Linked DNA regions of Homo sapiens: region 1 is linked to region 2. Evidence: chromatin contacts called from ENCODE Hi-C or POLR2A ChIA-PET data. All regions are on one chromosome and are shown on one strand. Each heading gives the region's core, a stretch centred on a gene start or an enhancer-like site at or near the end of the contact. The rest is flanking DNA. Distances are from core to core; before and after follow the strand shown.

The links. Hi-C counts contacts between places; a loop is a spot of excess contacts on that map. ChIA-PET counts read pairs that join two places held with the same protein, here RNA polymerase II (POLR2A). Pooled maps may share reads with other maps.
Region 1: a pooled map shows a loop between it and region 2 (2.2-fold over the local background). The contact joins two enhancer-like sites. A Hi-C loop is called at or near these places in 2 of 168 maps with a recorded cell type or tissue (B cell and IMR-90) and 10 of 50 pooled maps. POLR2A ChIA-PET finds 5 or more read pairs at or near these places in 1 of 52 experiments (activated naive CD4-positive, alpha-beta T cell).

What each region holds. Positions count from the first base shown.
Region 1 is chr3:10,356,458-10,362,131 of GRCh38, reverse strand. ATP2B2 (ATPase plasma membrane Ca2+ transporting 2) reads left to right here. Exons shown (of 23, transcript NM_001001331.4): 13 at 2,009-2,250; 14 at 3,207-3,441. Among named protein-coding and RNA genes, the nearest start is that of MIR378B, 29 kb to the right of the region's middle. Within about 2 kb of position 4,376, at least 2 of the 41 ENCODE cell types and tissues checked have a DNase peak (open chromatin) inside an H3K27ac peak, as active enhancers do.
Region 2 is chr3:10,434,002-10,439,531 of GRCh38, reverse strand. The region is part of intron 2 of ATP2B2 (ATPase plasma membrane Ca2+ transporting 2); the gene reads left to right. Among named protein-coding and RNA genes, the nearest start is that of MIR885, 42 kb to the right of the region's middle. Within about 2 kb of position 2,096, at least 6 of the 41 ENCODE cell types and tissues checked have a DNase peak (open chromatin) inside an H3K27ac peak, as active enhancers do.

The DNA of each region.
Region 1 (5,674 bases), core at 3,127-5,626, 80 kb after region 2:
TTCAGAATCTCTCTAGAGTTTGGGTTTATCTCTGTTGTCTTTCAGCACCCCTGAAGCCAGCTCCACCTGAGTCACCTGTCTCAATGTTATTAAGTGGCATGAGTGGGTGTGTGCATTGGGGTTGGGGGGTGCACATGGGAGCCACCTGCAAATCTGCACTTTCACAGCCTCCTGTGAATCCAACATCAGTGCCCATATGGAGGCATCTCGTCCTTACCATTAACCAGTCTCCCCCACCACTCTGGTCTGCATTAAGCCATCTAGCAAACAGTTAATAAGCACCTGCTGTGTGCTGGGCTTTGCACTGACCCTGAGAACCCAGAGAGGAATAGAATTCAGCTTGTTTACACAGGGGAAGAAAGACCCACATGGCAGTTTTCAAAAACAAGGAGATATTTGAGCTGGTCCTTAAAGGACAAGAGGAAGTTTGCCTGGCAGGGAAGGGAGAGGGACCCACCTGGGAGGAGCAGCAGAGGTGAAGGCACAGAGGCATGAAACAGCCCGTGTTCGGGCAGCCATGTGAGGAAGTGACAGGTGCTGGGGAGATGCAGCTGGTGTTCTGGGAGTCTCCAGGACAGGAGCTAATGGTGTTCACACGGCCCTGCGGCGGGCACAGGGCCAGCATGAAGCAGGTGCCAAAGACTGTGTGTCTAATGTGTGAAGGGGAGAAGGAAATAAGGGAGGCACTCAGGGAAGGGATAAGTCTTTGCAGCATATTCATATCATGGCATCTATAGAGCAGTTAAAAAGGAACACACTAGAGCCATAAACATGAATGAATCTCAGAAACAGTGTTACAACCGGGCGCAGTTACAGCCGGGCATGGTGGCTTACACCTGTAATCCCAGCACTGTGGGAGGCCAAGGCAGGTGGATTACTTGAGGTCAGGAGTCTCATTAGGTTAAACTGCATGAACTTGCCCATATTTGACCATTTTTGACATTCAAAAATAGCAGTTTCCATTGGTTCAACCTAATTGAACTCATGAGGGACAGTCTGTCTGTCCCATGAAATACCACTCAGCAATCAAAAGGAACAGATTATCAGCACGTACAGCAGCTTGCTTGGATCTCAGGGGGATTCTGCTGAGCAAAGAAGCCAAGCTCCGAAAGTTACAGACTGTATGATTCCATTTATATAACAGGCTGGAAATGATGAAAGCTTGGAAACGGGGAACAGATTAGTGGTTGCCATGGCCAGGGAGTCGGGGGAAGAGAGAGGTGACCATAGCTTTAAAAAAAGGGTAGTACAAGGACCCTTGTGATGAACTGTCCTGAATCTTGACAGTGGTGGTGGCCACATTAACTCACATGTGGTGCCATTGCATAGAAAATACACACGCACACCCACACACAAGCTCATGTAAAGCCGGTGAACTCTCCACAAGTTCGGCTTCCTTGCGTCAGCATCTCCATCTCAGTTGTGGTACTTGTGTTAATACTATGGTGATGACATTGGGGGAAACTGGATGAAGGGTATACGGCATCTCTGTATTGTTTCTTATTGCATGTGAATTACAATTATCTCGGAATTAACAGTTAAATACACACATGGTAATGATTAATGCTAAATTTAAGACAGAAGTTGTTTCTGGGACAAGGAGTGAATTATGCAGATGGGGAGAGGTTTGCGGAGGGGATTCAACTTTATCTGTAATGTTTTACTTCTTAAAATAGAAAAATCTGAGGCAAGTACGGCATAATGTTAAGATGCTACAAAGCTGGATGATAGGCACGTAACTTTGTTACATCATTCTCTTTTTCATGTTTGAAATAATTCATAATTTTTTTAAAAGCTAATCTTGCTTCACTCCTTTCACCCGGAGTCAGGACTGGACCTGGGATGCAGAGCCCTGAGGGTGCAGGGGATGGGCCAAGGGCTCCCTGAGGGCTCAGCCCCCAGCCCAGAGACCACCTAAGTGGCAGTCCCAGAGCCTCAGTGGCAGCCAGGGCAGAGGCTCCCGACACAGGCCCCACCAGGTGCCAGCCGCTCCTTCCTCTCTCTGCAGCCCCCAGAGAAGGAGGGCGCCCTGCCTCGGCAGGTGGGCAACAAGACGGAGTGCGGCCTGCTGGGCTTCGTGCTGGACCTGAAGCAGGACTACGAGCCCGTGCGCAGCCAGATGCCAGAGGAGAAGTTGTACAAAGTGTACACCTTCAACTCCGTGCGCAAGTCCATGAGCACTGTCATCAAGCTGCCCGACGAGAGCTTCCGCATGTACAGCAAGGGGGCTTCTGAGATCGTGCTCAAGAAGTAAGCGCTGGGCAGGGCACCGGGGCTGAGGGCTGTGCCCTGGTGCAGGGAGCTGGGGATGTCAGGGTCATATAGCACTGGCCGCCATCCAGGCCAGGCTCAGCAGCCTGCCCGGCTGGAGTGGCCGTCTAGCACCCAGAGCCACAGAGGGCCCTGCCCAAGGTCACCCAGCAAGACTCATCTTCACTTGCATGCCCCTTGGCCACTGTGTTTTCCACTATATCCTCTTAAACATTTCTATAGCCAGAGTCCTCCCCCTTCTCCTCCCTAAGCCGCTGGTTCATCAGGAAGTTCTACTCATTGTCACACTTAGATCTCTCTTATTTCATTTCCTTTAGCGTAGAGTTGGTTGATGGTAGCTATTTTCATTATTAGCCACACTCCTCTGACTCCAGAGGAGTGCTGGAAATAAGCCTGGTGAACTAAGCAAATCCCTTCCCCTCTCTGGCCTCAGTTTCCCCACTTGTACATTGAGGCAATTAGTCTAGCCCCCAGTGGTTCTCAGCCCTGGGTACACATTGGAATCACTCTGAGGAGTGTTTAAAAAAACATTGATTCCTGGATTCACCCCAGACAAATTGAACTGGAACCTCTGGGGCAAGGCTCGCACGTGGGTATTTATTAAAGGCTCCTCCAAGCAATTCTAATGTGCAGGCAGGGTCAAGAACTACTAGCCTGAGTTTTATGTGCTTTGTAAACCATTTCAGCTGTGGGAGTGTTATTTCAGATGAATCTTGTGAGTATATAATACATCAAAGTGGGGCTCCGCTTGCTGAGTGGCCTGGGCAAAAATTGCAGGACGAATGCTTGATTTCACCCTGCCTGGGGGATGAACTAGATGGGCACTGGATGACCAGCCACAGCTAGCTGGGCATCACGAGGGTGGGGAGGTGGTCTCTAAGCCTTTCAGAAGGAGCATTCCCTGGGCTCCCCATCTCCCTTCCATCCTCCCCTAGGTGCTGCAAAATCCTCAATGGGGCGGGAGAGCCTCGTGTCTTCCGGCCCCGCGACCGGGACGAGATGGTAAAGAAGGTGATTGAGCCCATGGCTTGCGATGGGCTCCGCACTATCTGCGTGGCCTACCGCGACTTCCCCAGCAGCCCGGAGCCGGACTGGGACAATGAGAATGACATCCTCAACGAACTCACCTGCATCTGCGTGGTGGGCATCGAGGACCCGGTGCGGCCAGAGGTAGGCCCCAGGGCCAGCGAGCTCAGGGAAAGGGGATGAGGCTGGGAGGCCAGCCACCAGGGTGACCTGGAGTAAGTCACTTCACCTCTTTGAGTCTCAGTTTCCACATAATGCCCATGGGGATTTCCTTCCTTGATCCTCATAAGAGGATTGCCCATGAGAAACAGTGTAGACCACATGTGGCATGGGTCGGCCCAGAAGGACACAGAACCCACAGGTTGCCAGCAGGTATTGCTCTGCCATGGGGGCAGTCCTCGAGCTGTCCAGCCAGCCACCATGAGCTCTTCCCTCTGGTCCCCCAAGGGACAGGTGTAGGGGCTGCCCTGCCTTAGAAACCTCTTGCCCTGCAGGAGCCAGGATCTCCTGTAACAAATCCACAAACATGGATTCCAGGGTCCCTACAAAGGACACACCCAATAGCAAGGGCATTGCACTCAGGAGAACCCGAAGTGTGGTGTCCCTGTCAGTATTTATAGTTCTCCCAGTGCAGATGCAGTTTACCAGCCAGTTTACCCCAGCAAGCTGGCCTAGGAACACAGCTGAGAGTCTACTTTTATCAGATTCCCAGGGGAACAGAGCTAGAAAGTTAAGGTCACATTCTCCAGCAGAAGGGAAGGGGGCTGACAGCACCCACTTCACAAGGATCAAGGGAGGCGATGCCTATCAGTACACCTAGTGGGGTGCTCAGCACACAGTAGGTCTTCATTCTCCTTTAGCTGAATCTGCACCTGAAGGGGGAAGACCAAGAACTCAGTGCTGGAGCTGCCGGGGTCAGGGGAGGATGGGATGTGTGTGGTCTGTGGTGCTTCCCAGGCTGAAGAAAGGCTGTGGGGAACAGAGGAAGCTGTCCTGAATCTCCAAAACGGTGCATGGCAGGCGGAGTGAGTCAGCTCACACTGTGAGGCCCCAGGGGAGCACCATGGGCATGAGGCAGCGTGCAGGAGGGGCTGGCTTCCACTTCCTCCCAGGACTCACTCAGCTGCTAGGTCCAGACCGGATGCCCTGGCCAGGCCCTGGCTGGGTCCAGATTGGCCTTGGCTGTAAGATTTGGTGCTGATGCTTTGAGGGCCCACCTCCTCCACTCCTTAATGGACCTACCCTGACACTGTTCTCTGGGGGTCTCTGGCCATTTGCTACTCCTCTCTGAGCCTCAGTTTCCCTCTCTTTAAGGTAAAAGGGATAGACAAGATGACCTCCAAGTTCCTGGCCCTGATGTTATAAGATTCTGCATTCCAAAGAAAAATGAAACTAGGAGGTCACAGGCATTTCACATTTTAGGCAGCAGGGAGAGGGTTCAAAGTGTGAGCTCAGACATCAGACAGATCTGTGATCCTGAGTGCCGGCACAGCTGGCTGTGTGACGTTGAACCAGTTACATAACCTCTCTGAGCCTCATCTGCATACTGGGGATAATAATAGTATCACACACACCCCCTCTGGGATATCATGAAGGCTCAGATCATGCATCTACGAGCAACAAGCAGAGTATCTGGTACAAGATAGGCGGCCTACATACGTGGGTCCCCTTCCTTCATGCCCTCTTCAGTAGATTTCATTACCCTAGATCCAGGGACACGTAACAGCCCTAGACATACAGCCTAGCCTGCCAAAGGTGTTCAATGAGTGTTTGCGGAATGAATGAATAAGAATGAATGGGACTGGAACCCCAATCTTCCACACCATGCCTAGTGCTCCTCTCTCTCTCTCTCTCTCTCTCTCTCTCTCTCATACACACACACCCTCCTTGGGGGTGTCATTGTGGCTTCCTCACTCCTATCAAGATCCTAAAACAGCAAAGACAATTAATGCCCCTGGAGCTTGGCAGTGGAGCCCACACGTGCTTTCCTGCAAACCTCTCTCTCCATGGACAGACAGGCCGTTTATCAGCCTCCCTGTGGGACACCTGCTCATTACCAGCCACTAATGGGTTCAGGCCTCACTGTGATGTGTTATCTCGTTACTGAAAACTCTTCATCCTTGCACAGCACTTGAGGCTGGCCTGCCTACACCCTGTGGCTCCCCTGTCCTTCCCAACCCCACAGCCTCCCCCTTCCCGGGCCCTCCCAGAGCTCCTGGCTCACCACCCTGCCTTGGAAACATCCCTTAGGTGAATGGAAGACACAGGCAGGCCCAAACTGTTATTTGACCATGACGCACAATAAGAAATGTATTTTATGTCATGACTCAGTAAACACACACATTTCACCAAAGCAAGAATTTCACAAAATAATGGG
Region 2 (5,530 bases), core at 847-3,346:
AGGGGCCACACTGACTGTGGATTAAATGAGAGAACACACAATGTGCCTGGCCCAGGGGTCTTAGGCGAAGTTGGTCTTTGCGGGGGCCCCAAGGGGATGCATGTGACTGTGCAGGAAAAGGGTGCTCAGTCCACCCATGCTGGGCAGGGGCGGAGACCAGCCTGACTTTGGCCCTTATCGACTGAGACCCTCTCCAAGCTCCCTCCACCCTGTTCCATGCCTCAGCCTCCCCATCTGGAAAATAAAGAAGGTTGGTCTAGTAGTCTCTGAGGCTTGTCCAGGCTCAGACATTCTACTACTGTGAAACTGTCTGCCTTGATGCCCCCATTCTGTAGACATCAGATGGGTCAAAGGGTGGCTGACTCACAGCCAGACTCCAGGCCTCTCTTCACTTGAAAATTCGTGACCTCAAAACCTTGGCCCATCAGTGCCCAGGCCAGGGCAGTGCCCTTGGCCCTTGGCCCTTTGCCCCAGGCCTTGGCCCAGCAGTCCTTTTCTACCAAGCAGCTTCAGGGCCCTCCCACGCTGGCTCCCAAAGGTCGGGTTTAGCGGGGGACCAGAATTTGGGCATCCCTGGCAACAGTTCTCTAGCTCCCAGAAGCCCAGGGGCCTAGACCCCAGTTTCCAATTACTTCTCCTCCCTGGGTCTCAGTTTCCTCATCTGTCACACGGGCCTAAGGGGTGAGAAATGTTGCTGTATAACTGCAGGCGGGCCGTCTCGAATGCTAGTAGGACCTGAGTCATCCACCCAGCCTGGGTCCCACAAACGCCTCGAGTTCAGCTGGAGAGATCCTCTGCCTCCAGGCCTGCCTGTCATCCGAGAGGCCCAGACAGGGCGGGTAAGTTATTTATACAGGCCCTCCTCACCCCACAACGATTATCTTACTCCTCCTGGTGCAATCCAGGCCCCTGCTGTGGTTTCAGACCCAGAGTTATTTATAGTCAGTGGAAATTAGTGCCTCAGCCGATGGCTCCCTAGGACCCACCTGCCCTAGCCTCCACCCCAAAGGGAGAGAGCAGGCAGCAGGCAAAGAAGATGTCAGAGGTCGGAGGAGAGTGTCACATGCAGGTACAGTGTGATGAGAGTATCTGACACTGGATTGGCAGGCAGTTGGACAGAGCAGTCGCCAGGAAGTAGGACGAAGGAGAAACGGCCCACACTGAGGAGGGCAGGCTGTTGGGTGAGCCCTTGGGAAAGCTCTGCTGGAAAGAACAGCAGAATGGAGTGTTCCCTGGGGCCTCCCCCTTCAGCACACCCCAGCTCAGTGGGGTCAGAGCAGCTGGAATAGGAGCCTGAGAGACTCATGGACCCATGAGACAACAGGTCTGGAAGGGCCTTCAAGGACCATCTGATTCAGTAATCCCAGGGTGCACATGGGGAGACTGAGACCCAGGAGAGAAGGGACTTGCCCAGCACACAGTGGGTATGGGCCAGGGGGCAGAGACACCCGCCACCCCCCTCCCTGCTCTCCCCTGCAACCTCCTGGCTCCCTGCAGAGCCTCAGCTCAGCCACGCCATCCAAAGACCACAGACTGAGTGGCTTAAATGACAGAAATTCATTCTCTCACAGTTCTGGAGGCTTGTAGATGGCCATCTTCTCCCAGTGTCTGTTCACATTATCTTCCCACTATGCATATCTGTCTCTCTGCCCAAATTTCCTCTTTGTATACGGGTGTCAATCATAGCATGGATTAGGCCCACCCTAATGGCCTCATCTTAATTTAGTATCTGCAGTGTCCCTATCTCTACAATGACTCTATCTCCAAATACCACCACAATTTTAAGGTACTGAGGGTTAGGACTTCAACATATGGATTTGGGGGAGCATGATTCAGCCCAGAACACTCTGACATGGGAAAACCACTTCAGTCCTCAGAACTGAAGCTTTCGCTTCTGTAAAGTGGGGACATGAACAGGACAGCAAGCGGACTGTAATGAGGGACACGCTCACTGCTGTACTGATGTGTCTGTCCCCCAAGCCCGATGCTCAGTGGGCGTTAAGAAGTGGGCGTTAGGAAGTGGCAGTGTGGTGAGAGAGTTAAGAGGCAGACATCCTGGGTCTGAACCCCAGCTTTGCCACCCACTAGCTATGTTGTGCTGAGGAAATGACATCACCTCTCAGAATCTGTTTACTCAGTCTGTGAAATCATTCTTATTCCTGGGCTGTGAGAAGTAATAAATGAGCTGATGTGAGTCAACACACTTAGCACTGCCCAGGAAACCCCTGGAAGTGGAGACCATCATCATTATTATTATTACTATTACTATTATCATTATCATCATCATCATTATATAGGTTAAGAAGCTGAGGCCCAGAGAGGGAGGCATCTTGCGCAGCCTCACACAGCCATCTGGCACAAAACTAAATGAGAACTCAGGTCTCCCAATCCACAGTCCCAGATTTTTCAACCACGTCTCTATGTGACACTAAAGGGGAAAAGAAGACAAGTAATTCCTAAGTGCCCCACATTAGGAAAGTAACTAAGTACCTTTTAGCTTCTCCACGTGCCTTTGGGACATTATGGAAAAAGATTGTTACAGAGAATGCAAAGCCACGTGGATGAGGCTCAAGAAATAATGTGATGTTGAAAAAGTGGGTTTAGCATCGTATGTCCTGACAATGGCAACACCTCCACGAAGACAGATGCAAGGGGAAAGGGGCTGGCAGGAAACATCTAGAATGTACCCCATGTTGTGGCTGAAGGGTGAGACTGGGGTGATGGTTCTTTCCTCAGCCTGTTTCTGCCTGTGTGCCGATGTCGCTCCACTAAGGCACGTCGGTCGTAAACAACAGAAGCTGACTGGGCAGCATAGTGGAGGCAAGAGGGCAGCTTAGGAGTGGGCTCTCCAAGTTGGAGCAAAGGCTGGAAAACCCAGCTCAATTTTCCAGAAGGAAACGGGGACATGCAGGGATCAGTGGCACGACTCACTAAGTAAATGTCCCTTTGGGGAACTGCAGGTTGGGAAAAATCCACTACAAAAGCTTCTTTTGGTCCTTGTATAGCTCAGGATTCCAAAGCAGCCTGTGCTGGTGAATGTTAACCCCAGCTCTCTAGTTGCGAGGGAATCCTCTTTTGCAGTGGGTGCTGATTTCCTTGGTGTAAATACCACCACGTTACCCACGTGACATCATTAAACACAGAGTTGGGACGAGAGGCGCAGCCGCACACCATTATACGGTATTTCTACCATGCAGATACAATAGACTGTCTACTAGAGAGAATAGATAATAGTGAAATGTAGTAAAATAATTAGGAGGTGATAAGTTTGGGGTATTTGTTGCCTTTTAAAATATAATTTATATAATTGTAGGTTTATATAATTGATTTCTAATGATGGCTATAATTAACAACCAGCTCACAAAATACCTGAAATTTTAGCCATCAGCTCTCACAAGCAAGTGTGAGCTGGCACCAGCAAATCACTGATTCTACGTCCCAGGAGACAGCATCCCTGGGAGGTGATTGGCCTAGCTTGATCACATGCCCACGCTTAGGCCAGGAAGGTGGGGACACTTTGACTGATCGTCACCAAGACTCTTCCCAGTTGGGGAGACCAAATCCCCTAAAGGAAAGCAGAATGCCACTGGACAGCCAAAACTCAACACAGGCCTTTGCTTCTCTTCTTGATAATTTCTTTAAGCTGTAGTTTTTTCTTTTATAATATCTTTTTTATTTCTTTTTTAAATTCATAGTGCTTGAAGTCCCAGAGTCTTTTAAAAAGGCTCCAGGGCTCAATTCTGAGAACAGTGAACTGAAGGACCCAGCCAGGAGAGGTACGGAGGCTCAGAGCAGCCATACCCACCTCTACCTCCTCACTTCCCAACCCCTCCCACCTTCTCCAGAGTGTAAGTAAATGAGCTAAACCTCCTGCCCACCTGTCACCCTGCCTGAAAGTCCACCTTTACAAGTCCCCCAAAAGAACATAGGCAGCCCAAGTTGAGAAGTATCTTAGGGCAGAGTCTTCACAAATACCCGTAAGGCAGATGAGGGTGAATGGGAGCCTCAGAGGTCTGGAGTGGCCCAGATACTGGAGAAGTGCTCTTGAAGGCTTAGGCCTCACCTCAAAATGGGGACAGGGTGGTCATCCTAAGCCTAGTGAATTCATGATTGACTGCGAGGCCTGTGGACCCTCCAGGAAGATGTAGGAGCTCAGGTGGCCAGGGTGAAGAACCATACCACCCCCTCAATGAGAACCTCAGACCCCCCTGCTTCCTCCTTATTTGGGACCACCTGGTGGCCAGCAGAAGACCAGGGGATCTGATTTAGGATGGGAGCCGGAGGGAAAGTGCTGCCCCATGCTCCGGTAATGGTCCGGTTGGGGGGTGACCACCTTGTGTCAACAGCTCAGGCCCTGACGTGGGAGATGCCACTCCTACCCCCATTTTGCATGTGAGGAAACCGAGGCACAGAGGGGTTGACGGACTCGCCCACGTCGCACAGCTGTGAAAGGCAGGCCTGGATGAGACCAGACCTTGTGCTCTTAACCATTTGTCAAAGGGAATGAAGGGTCATTCCTAGAACTCTCTTCCCCCATAGAGGGCACAGGATGCTGGCTCAGAAGCCTGAAAGTTTTCAGTTGCTCCAAACCACACTGGGGCTCAGGCCCAAATATGAGGAAGAGGGGCCAGGGGAGGGGCCAGGAAGATACCTGATCTGCCAATGGGGCAACTGAGAATTTGACCCCAATTTCCAGGCCTCACTCATCTGCCTCCTTCTGGCCAGTGACATCCTCAAGGGCACCTCGGCCTGGGCCTCATGGGCTATAAGTAGATAAATCAAAAGTCCCAGACCCAGGGGTTGGAGGCTGTCAGCCCTGGAGCTACTTGACAGGGCCTGGCCATGGGGCACCATGAGACTGGGAGTCCAGCATTGGCTCCTCTGCTCACTCACTGTGTGGCCTCAGGTGAATCATTTTCCCTCTCTGAGCCTCAGTTTCTTCATCTGAAAAAGGGGTCCAGATATGCCTACCTACAAGGTTGTTAGGAAAATTAAATGAGAATAATGTATTACAAGCCCCTCCCTTTTTTCTTCCTCTCCCATTTATGGCCAGAGTAAACTTAAATACAAGTCAGGTTGTGCCACCACCTGCTGAAAACCCTGTGGCTCCCACTGCTCTCAGAATGAAATCAAAACTCCTCACTGTGGCCTGCAGGCCTGGTATGATCCAGCCATACCCTGTTGCAGGAGGGCCTCAGGGACAGGCTGCCAGGGCCACAGGAGATCAAAGTCCCCAATCTGTAGAAACCCAGAGCTTCCTTTGAAACTACAGATCTTTCCCCCGTCTGCTAATGTCATTTGAGATTCCATAATAAGTTAAAGATTGTAACTGAAAATAAATGATGATCATGTTTAAGTTGTGCCCTGAGAGTATAGATGTTCTGCTTCTTACTATTCTCTGAGAAATTTTGGCACATCCCCTAGTGGGGTATGCCCCACCCCCTAGCTGAGAATCACTGCATTCATTTACTAATTCAAATAAGCTGCTGCATTTTTTTTTTTACACTTTAAAGAACAATTTATTGGGTAA